2 separate regions of the Mus musculus genome follow, and region 1 is linked to region 2. The links are chromatin loops, found by intact Hi-C in ENCODE. Cell type or tissue: heart. All regions are shown on one strand. Links, peaks and the distances in the headings refer to the core of each region. The heading gives the core; the rest is flanking DNA.

Region 1 (5,382 bases), core at 285-5,284, 85 kb before region 2:
AATGTCCCAGGAATGATTCATATTTCTCTACCAACTGATTTGCCCACCAGTATGTTTTCATATTAATGCTTCATATTGTAAAGAGCCTCCAAATATAATCTCTCTCCCTCCCTCTCCTTCTTTCCCTCTCTCCTTCTCTCCTTCCCTCTCCTCATAAAAGCATATGAATAAATGGGGGCACAGAGGATCTCATTGCTGGATAAAATGACCGCATCCCCGAGGTTATGAGGTTTTTCTTAGAGCCCAGAATGGGAGGAGATCCCAGTCAGAGGTGGCAACTAATTCTGCTGCCAAAGAAACAACTTTTTTCCTCTCTCTAAAATGCAAGAAGCAAGCATGAGAAAGGGCCGTGAAACCAATCACTTAGACAAGCAAAGAATCCAAGGAGGGACAAAGAAAACAGAACCTTGACACGGTTGAAATTCAATGACTTCAAAGTTCCAAAACTTTGAAGGGTGACATTTCCCTTTTAAAACTATTTGCATCATTTTCTGGTCTCCGGGTCATTTTATACTGAAGAAAAATATCCAGCCTTTCAAGCTAGTGGTATAATATACAAAGACAAAGTGAGGGGGTGGTAGACTTTACAGAGGTGGTATTGATTTATTATCCATTTAGTTAGATACAGGTTCTCATTTCATAATTCCAAGTGGCTTTAAACTTACTACGTGAACCAGGATGGCCTCAGACTCACAAGCGATGCTCCTGCTGAAACTAAAGGTGTGCACCATCATGCCTGGCTGATTTGGTTTGCATGTCTATTTTTGCCCATGTATATGTGGTGTGAGTGCCTTGGTGCATATTCCCATGTGGTGCGTGCATGTGTGTGCACGTGCCGATGAAGGCCAGAGGTTGACCTTGGGCATGGTCTTCCCTCTTCACCTTCTGTGTTGAAGCTTACTCTCTCACTGGAACCTATAGCTCGCTGACTCAGTTGGCCCAGCTGGCCAGCCTGCCCCAGGGATTCCCTGTCCTGCTTTATAAAGACTGGATTACAAAGACGTACAGGAAAGCCTGCCTGGTAGGTATTTAAGTGGGTTCTGGGGATCCAAATCATGATCCTTCTGCTTGTATGGCAAGCACTTTCCCCACTGAGCCATCTCTCCTGCAAAAGTGTATTTTAAGGTTAAAAAGAGAAAATGACCAATATCCCATAGCTTATATAAGTAGAAGGGTGATTCTTAATAGCACCAGGGATATAAATTAGAAATAAGGGCTGTGGCATTTACTTGTGGGAAAGAAAATTTCCCTCTACCTTGAGGATAGACAGACTTAACCTAAACACTGAATGATGACGGCCAAATAACCCTGTTTCCTCGTTGTCGCCCCCCCCCCCCCCATGCCAGGACGTTCATGTCTCAGAAAAGACACCTTAATCCTACTTTGAATTATGTTATAGCATGGCAACATAATATAATTTAATGCCCATGTTAACTCAGATTGCTGAAATGATTTACCCAATGTCACAGCTGAAACACGGCAAAAAGAGATTGCAGTCCTAAAGCAACTTTTATACAAAATATGAACTTTGACAAGGGAGGTGATGGGGTAAGAAGGAAGTGGGGGAGCTTGTGGGGCCACTATAAAGATCTAGAGATTCATGAGCAGCTAATGAAAGGACCCTGGCACCCAGTTGGCAAGGTCTGAGAACAGGGGTTTCAGGAAACCTTCAAAGGTTTAAGAGCAGAGCCCAAGAGGATGGTCTTTCCATTGCATTAGCTGACAGTGCAGGGTTGGTTCATATTCCCAGGGTGGGGACATGTGGGTTGCCAAATCCCCTGATATAAAGACCCCAGCCAAGCTGTCATGATTAGACCCTGGGCCCTTGGGCTGGGCTGGGCTGGGCTGGGCTGGGCTGGGCTGGGCTGGTTGTTCATTCTCCAATGCTACCAGGTATGTGATAGTTGAGTATTGATCAGGTCCTGAGAGGTGGATTAGCTGGAAGAAATAAAAACACTGTTGCTACCACACATGCCAGAGTATCCTCTGAATTGGTTGCTTGGGCTTGACAGTGTGTCTATGCCTTCAAAGCATAAGAAGGGACAAAGGAAGTTACAGCCTCTTAAACATGGGGGCTGAATATGTAGCTCAGTGATACAGTACTTGGCTGGAATATACAAGGGCCTAGGCTCTACCCCCAGTGTTACTAAAATAGATGATAGATTGATAGATAGATAGATGATAGATAGATGATAGATAGATAGATAGATAGATAGATAGATAGATAGGGAGATAATATATTGATAGATGATAGGTAGAACTATAGATAGATGTAGGTAGGTAAGTAGATAGATAGATGATAGATAGATGATCGATTGATGATAAATTGACAGATAATTGATAGAAGATAGATAGAAAGATAAATTATAATAGATGATAGATATATAGATAATAGATAGATGATAGATAGATAGATAGACAGACAGACAGACAGGAGACAGAACAGCAGAGGAACTGTAAGCATGGGCATTGATCCTCCATGAGCGTGTTCCTCTCCCCCAAATAATTATGAGCCCAATTGACAGATGGTGCCACTGATGCACAAAGAAGTCTCAGCCATCAAGACCTGGAACTAGAATCTAAGCTTTGCAGCCAACATTTTTAAGCACCAAGTGCATGGATGTCTCTTAGGGGAAGACGCTCAGCCATGAACAAAGAAATAAGAAAGACACAGAAACGTCTAAAGGCAGAGCTGACAGGTGGAGACCTGGGGAAGAAGATAAGATGAAAAGAACGGAAATGAATGCACACCAACAAAATTAGCATCCATTTTTTTTAATGGTGAAAGTTAAAGAGGAAAACTTGTCTTGAGACTGTGATTAAAACGAAGGCATCCAAACTGGTTTTACTCATTCATCATATTCTAGTCAATGAAAAATTCATCGGATAGTTTGAATTAAACATGCTATCGTGTTTAGTTTAATTTTAGCTCAGGCTAAACTTCAGATGTTCCCACACCTCCAGAATCTAGTTCAATAATGAATGAGCCTTCTCACAGTGAAGCCTCAAGCCACAGACCAGGGAATCATCGGAGCCTTTCAGCCCCAGATGCTGGGATCTCAATGCACAAAGCTTTTCAGCAGGAAGTTCAACACTGACAGAGACCAGGCAGGACTTCAGTGTTGAATCAGTTTCTGTGTCTTGGAACAGAGAAGTTGTGAGATTTCTTTAATACCATTATGAAGAAAGCAGAGTTAGTTGAGTGCTAGTGGCACATACCTTTAATCTTAGCACCTGGAAGGCAGAGACAGACAGATCTCTGTGAATTTGGGGCCAGGCTGGTCTACAGAGTGATTTCTGGGATAGACAGAGAAACCCTGTCTGGATAAAAACAAAACAAACAGACAGACAATAAATGAGAGAGAGAGAGAGACAGAGAGACAGAGAGAAATAGCAGAGTTAGTTCAAGTAGCTCAGATTACCCACCACTCACAATCTTAGGCAAGATCAGACAAAAGTGAACAAACGCTTAGTGTCAAATATCTGGGGCTAGAGAGGGTATGTAGAAACTGAGCCACTGGGGACTTCTTACATTACAAAATTCTAAAATCATTTTCAGTTTTCCTATGCTGTAAGAGGAGCCCAACATTGGCAGTTTCTTAGAGGGAAGATACAGAATTGGGTGCCTTCATTAAGCTCTGCCTGGTATTTTTAGTTAAATTTTGGGAGTCTTCAAAAATGTAGTGGGTGGCTAGAAAGATGGCCCAGTGGGTAAAACGCTGTGCAAAGATGAAGACATGGATTGAAATCCCTAGAACACAACAACAGCTAGATGCAGCAGTATGCATCCATAATCCTAACACTCCCATGGAGAGACAGGAGGCAAAGACAAGCGAATCCTCAGAAGTTTCCAGCCCAGATACCTTGGCATACACAGCAGCAAGCAAGAAGGTAAATGGCATGGACCAACATATGAGGTTGTCCTCTGATCTCCTCATGTGCCACAAAGCATGTGTGCACCTGCCCTGTCATATACACAGACACATACATATCCACATATCACATACATACACACACTGCACACATACAACATATACAGAGACACAACACATACACACACACACATCACATACATGCACATACTACACACAGACATATTACACATACATCACATACAATAGATACACAAACACACATGTTATCACACACATACAATATAAATAGACACATAAACACATACATATCACATACATACACACAGACTTGTTATTATACACATATAACATACAGACACATAAACATATACACAATGCATATCCACACATTCAACATATACTCAGACACATAAACACATACACACACATCTCACACACATGTACACACTACACACAGACATATTACACATACATCACATACAATAGCTACACAAACACATATATATATACATCACATACATATCCTACACATAGGCACATTTTATAAGCATCACATACAATATACCCAGAGGCACAAAGAGACTTACAGAAGTCATGACTTGCTGCAAGGCAAGCTTAAGGAATTCAGAGCAGCTGGCATTGCAAAGGGAAGGTTCCTAATCATTTGACCATCTGCATAGACTACTGTCATCATGGGACAGAGCAAGCCAGGTGAAACACTTGCCAGCTCCATGGATGAACAAAACATTCTCTTGTTGGTTTAGCTTGTATTAGATCAGTTACTCAATTTCCCTTAAACATATCCTTTTGTATCTACACAGCAGGTCTGATTCTAACAGGAGAGGAATTTACAATGGGAGAGGCAGATGACAGGCAATTGGGAGGACGGGAGGAGAGGACACAGTGAGAAATGGGGAGCATTACATTGTATGTATGATTAGGTCAGGCTGGGGTCTAGTAACTGCAGCCCATCTGCATTTGAGTAGTGCACAGGTCTCTTCCTCTGCTGTCATGTCGTTACAGACGAATCTTTTCTTTGTCTTTAGGGTTTACAGGTTTGTTGTAACTCATCTGGAATTGTGAATGGCTATATAATTCTATAATTCTAATTATATAGCTGTAGAGTATATATAGTATATATAATTAATTATAATATAAATGGTTATATAATTCTAATAGGCCTATATACTTCCTTTGGCTCAGCAACCATTGGGGTTAGTATTTGCTTTTTCATAAAGAAGAAGATCAAAGCTCAAATAGCCAAAAGACTAAGCTATGAATTAAGGCTATCTAGCTACATACCTTTTGCCCCTGAATCCACACTTGAAAACTGCTGTGAATGTGTGTCAGGTACCCAGAAATGAATATTGATTTCTGCTACTTCATGGGGCACATCATTTTTATAGTATTTTTTCAAGTTTTTATATGTATGAGTGTTTTGCCTGCACGTATGTATGTGCACCACATGCATGTCTGATGCCCGTGGGGGACCAGGAGGTGTTGGATT
Region 2 (5,382 bases), core at 174-5,173:
CAGGAAGCCAGCCATCTTGGAAGCTTATCATCTTTATAACCTTGTCCTCCCCCTCCTCTCCCTGTCTGCCTATCAAGAAATCTAACTCCTAGTCCCTCAGGACCTGTGGAGGTTTGAGAACAACTTGAAACACTTGGTACTCTCCTTTCACCATGTGGCCAAATGTTAATCCCACCAGGTAGGGGGTAAGACCACTGCCACAAATTTTGCGCCATATTTGAAGCAAGATTCATGAAATACTGGCCAGGATGATGGACACAGGCCAGGTCCATACCCAGGATTCCCAGAGAATGGAGGTCAGTCAGGGGCTTATAAAGGCAAACCCCACAAAGATCCTTATTTCCCACCTTCATCCAATTAGGGACGAGCATCCATCCTGACATACCTCCCACCTATGTGTGAGCAAGCACATCCTGTGTACTTGGGGCAACCAAGTTTACAACCTGTTTACAGAAGGGAAAATAGTGGCTTGTTTTCTTACAAGAACAACAGCTCCCAGCATTCCAGAACGTTTTCTGTCCTTGGGCAAATGGACTTATAGGTTAGAGGAGCTTTTTAAAATAAATAAATAAATAAATAAATAAATCTCTTAAGCACAATAATTTAAACTTAGAACATGAACTTAGTCCTCACACAAACTCAGTCATCAGGCTTGACAGCAAGCACCTTCCCCCACCTGAACCATCTCACAAGGCCCAGGAAAATGTAATATTTGTTTATTTATTTAATTTTTTTTAATTAGAGAAGAAAATGAATTCTGAGTGGGACCCATGGAATGGGTGACTTTGTAACATAAAAACTAAAACATGTAAACGCAGTGTGAGGCAATGACTTCCATGTATACTTTTTCAGATTACAAGTGTGATTAGTCACCAAAAAGAAGTTCAGAAGTGTGGGGTGTCCAGATACCTAGCAGGTTGTCTTGGATACACCAGAGGCAGGGCTTCCCTGTGTGTACTGCCATCCATCACTACACACAGTAGCAGTTGTCTTCTGAGGAATATTGGGGAATGATGGAGAATCTGCAGGATATCTGAAAGGTGCCTTAGACTAGCCCTCTACGGAACTTCACACACACAAAGTTGCTAGTACATGAAACCGGGGTTCACCATGATTATTGGGAGTGAACCTCTTCAACTACTTCACTTAGAGGGACAGTTACTACAGGCTCTCCTACCTAGAGAAGCTACTTCTTCTTCTTGGATGGTCATGTGTTCCAGAGAAAAAAACACCACCGTGCCCACTATCAGCCTTGATGTTTATAGAGACCGGGTCTCAGGCTAGCCCATGCTCTCTTTGTAGCCCAGGCTGGTGTGGAGCCCAGTATCAGCCTTGATGTTTATAGAGACCGGGTCTCAGGCTAGCCCATGCTCTCTTTGTAGCCCAGGCTGTTCTTGAGTTCCAGTTCTCCTGCTTCAGTCTCCCACATCTACCACCAATGGTAGTACCTAGTCTGGTACCATCATTTTAAAGCAAGTGTAGCCCAGCCTAAAGACATTGTTGCGTGAAGCACATCTGCCTGCCTTGTGCCCTGACAAGGCGCACGTCATTGAGCGTAAACTACCAGAGGCCTTTCTTGGAAAATCCAGATCAGAAATCTTCAAGCCAAAGCTTCCCCCATCTTCAGGGCCTATGAGGTCTGATTCACTGTAGTGTGGGGCTTTGCCTCCCCCCAGCCCTCACCCCATGGTGTGATTCTGCTGGCTTCCTCAGCCTCGATGTTGGCTGGGAACAACAGTTGCTCCAGGTTCCTGAGAAGACAGTGGGGGGTGGGGGGAACCTAAGGAGAACAGCTCTCAAGCCAGATTTCCGCCTCAACCAGCATTGAAATTCATTCAAGAATGAACACACTTCATTACCGTAAGTTCATCATCGAAAGCCAGCCTTCTGAAAATGACATCTGTAGACTCACCTGAGGAATATACGTTCCTCTCATTAGAGTGATGTTTACTTTTTAGTTGGCAAGGCCTCCCCCCCCCCCCCAATCATATATAACACCTCTATCTGGACCCTCTGGTAAGACGCCCCCCCCCCATCTGCTCAAATCCTTTGTTTTAAGGCGGGGGCTGTTATCAAACTAGCCGTGCCTGATGATGGATGCTTCCTAGCACTGATTCTCTACTGAACCGCAGCTTATCTTTACAGCTAAACACACTTAAAGATGAGTTAAGGATTGTTTGTAAAGACAAGCTGAGCATGGACGGATCGCAACAGCCAAGCGAGCTCTAACCAATCACAGACTGACGACTGATCAGACCATTTCCCAAACCGCCCAGCGGGCACCAGGCCAACTTTTCCTGCGCAAGTCCCTCTCAGGCCTCTGAGTGCTGTCGGCCCATGATGCCCTGAGGAGATGTGTGAACCCACCTGACACAAATCGCTCTTCATTCTCATTCGGCAACCAAACTTGTTAAGTTTAATTTGTCAGCAGGTTTTCTCTTGACGGGGTCAGAGCAGATTGTCTGTGCCTGCCCCAGCTCAAAGAGCTTTTCATTGTGTCTAGAGTCTCCGTGGCTCTCAGGTCCTTGCTTGAGATCCTGGGTTTGCCTCGCATTAGTCCTTCCAATGGAATTCTGGCTTCCTAGCTTCAGGTTGCTCTCTGTTCTAAGGGCTCAAATGTGTGCCAGGGAGGACTGGCTGTGTGGTCCGTTCCACAGAAGGCAATGTGGACGCAGTCTCCAGATAGGGGTAAGGGCAGATGAAAGCCTTGAACTAGGAAAACCAAGAGATCTCCTCATAACTCTCCTCTGGGGCGGGATGCAGTTATCCCATCCCAGATTCAAAGGAAGTTATTAGAATCTTGATCCACTGAGCTGGAAGAAACCTCTGACTAAAGAATAATGGAGAAGTCTGCACCTATTCACAGGACGCTTCCTCGGCAAAGGTTTAGAGTTTCAGTCACTGGCAGATATTTATGCAGTGACAGAACTTTTACCATTCCAGGATCACAGGTAAGGGATTTTAAAAAGTAGTTTAAATACAAATAAAGGGAGCAGAATCCAAAGGAAAGATCCCTTAGTTAGACTGGTTTAATCATCCCTATTGCATATGTGTTGAAATATCATACTGTACTCTGCAAATATGCAAACTTCTCTGTCAAGTAATAAAAATTTTAAGAGATTAAAATATTTTCCTACATGAATTTACTCATCATGAGCATGAATATGTGTGGCTGTACTTGTGAAACGGCTTTTGTGTTGAGGTCAAAGAAGAGCTTTTGGGAGTTGGTTTTTCCCTTTCTACCTTGTACATACTGGAGATCAAACTGGGGTCATTATTAGGCTTGGCGACAAGTGCCTGTGCCTGCTGAGCCATCTCACTCTAAAACATTCTAAAACAACAATAGTAAAAATGTAAAAGAACCAAGAAGACATAGCCCACAGCTGAGATAGAAGAGCTGCACTTAACCTTGAACTTGAATTTAATGCAGACACTCCACAGCTGACATTTCTAATCAGCTGCTTCTTTTTTTTTTTTTTTTTTCATTTTAAGTGCAAGGGCCACAGGAGAGATAAAAGTCTTCCACCTGATGCTCTGGGAAGACAGGAGCTGGAGCTGTGCTTACCCACAGCTCCCAAGGTACCACACACAGCTACTGGCCCAACCTGTAGACCTAGGAGCCTCACCCAGGGCTGGGTGCCTTCCCAGAAAGAAGGAAAGGTCACGAGGTTGTGACGGATTACTTCAGTATTAAGGGCTCCATCTCATGGCTGTCTCAGTGTGCTTGTGGTTTCTATGAGTTTTTTAGTTCCTTGTTCCTTCTCTGTCAGGTGGTCGATGACCTTGGGTTAATTCTGTTGTGTGTTTCCTGGATTCCTGACCACCCAGTGGAATGATGCTTTGACCTTCTGACCTTTCCAGTCTTCTGAGTGTCTCTACCCTCAGTCTGAGCACTCACGAGTGAAGCGCAAGATTCTAGGTCCTCCCCTGGGCGTGTCCCTCACCTGGTTTCTCCATCGCCTTCCTTGCCCTGCAAAGCATCTCTGCTCTGAGCTCCTCCCTACCCAAATTTATAGCAGCCTGACTTTAAATACACAGCCCTGAGGAACCAGACTGGCAAGTGTGACACCTTATTGGGATGCATTGGCAACGGTCGGTCCGTTGAAGCAGTGGACAAGCAGGTGGCTTCCAGTTTTCAGGTTCCCGTGGCAAGGGTTTGGGGCTGGTAGCTCTGCCTTCGCTCTTTCTCACAGCAGCTAAGAAATGGAAAGACAAATAAGGAGATCTGAGGACTTTTTCTTCAAGCTGAGGTTGTTTTTGTCAAATGTGCCTTGATAAATTCAAATTGAAGCAGCGAAATGTCCCAAATCGAAACAAAACAAACAAACCTGAGATCACCAAGAGCTGACAAGAATAAAGAGGATCTTGCTCTGAAGCAAATGAATGTAGTGTGGCCACTCACAAACAACCGGGAGGTTTCGTTCCTTTGTTTACTTGTTTTATAATTATTTGGTATGTGAAGAGGGAGGAGGCAGGAAGAGGGATATGGAGAAGAGGTAAAGGCAAAGAGATGGAGAGAGAAGAGATGGGGTGAGGAAAAGAAGGAGAGAGAGAGAGAGAGAGAGAGAGAGAGAAGGCAGCATCTTTGTGTTCTCTGATCTATATGGCAGGCTAGCTGGCCTGTGAACTTTAAGTAATCCTCCTGTCTCTGCCTTCCATCTCTCACAACAGGAACAACAAGCTCAGAGAAGAGTGGCACCCTGCCAGGCTCGTGTGGGTTGTGGGGTTTTGAACTCAGGGCCTCAACATTCTCATGGCGAGTGGTTTAGTCACTGAGCTGTCTCCCGAGCCAGAGAAGTTTCTATTAAGGATAAGAATTCAAGTTTCGGGGGTTGGAGATGGCTCAGTGGGGAAAAGGCACCTGCAGCCAAGCCTGACGACCTGAGTTCCACCCCAAGACCCACAGGGTGGAAGGAGAGAACTGGTTCCCAAAGACATTTTTCTTCTGCCCTTCATTTGTGCGCTGTGACACATGCACTTCACACAGACACATATCAACAAGCTAAATAAATAAGTAAACAATACAACTTTAAGAACTTTGAAACTCCACATTTCACAAAACTCGGCCATTCCTCTTAGGTGTTACTCAAGAGAAATGACAATTTATAGCCACATGAAGCCCAATGTGTAACTATTATATAAAAGCTAATTGTTTCTCGTTGCCAAACATTGGAAACAATCCAAGTGGCCCTGTGTGCACAAATGTGCAAACAAGCTGGAGAATGCATGCATTGGAACACACACCTCAGTGACAAAGAGGAAGAAACAATGCGGACACATAATTGCTTCACAAGAGCTTTTTGCTAAAGAGAAAAGTAAACACCTAGCCTTACAGCGCTCCTACTACATGGCGCCATTTATATAACAGCCTTGAAATAACAA

What was found. A loop is a pair of places that touch in the nucleus more often than their neighbours do. Peaks named below come from ENCODE experiments on the same cell type or tissue, not always from the same donor. Only the 100,000 strongest peaks of a DNase experiment are listed, where the experiment ranks them.
Region 1: it touches region 2 in a loop (1.9-fold over the local background); 1 of 42 quality-filtered maps calls a loop at or near these places.

The regions. Positions count from the first base shown.
Region 1 is chr8:46,424,587-46,429,968 of GRCm38, reverse strand. No RefSeq gene overlaps it. Among named protein-coding and RNA genes, the nearest start is that of Acsl1, 44 kb to the left of the region's middle. In heart, for the core only: no CTCF peak of the experiment used is centred there; no DNase peak of the experiment used is centred there.
Region 2 is chr8:46,339,358-46,344,739 of GRCm38, reverse strand. No RefSeq gene overlaps it. Among named protein-coding and RNA genes, the nearest start is that of Gm30931, 21 kb to the left of the region's middle. In heart, for the core only: no CTCF peak of the experiment used is centred there; no DNase peak of the experiment used is centred there; H3K4me3 peaks cover 625 bases; H3K27ac peaks cover 437 bases.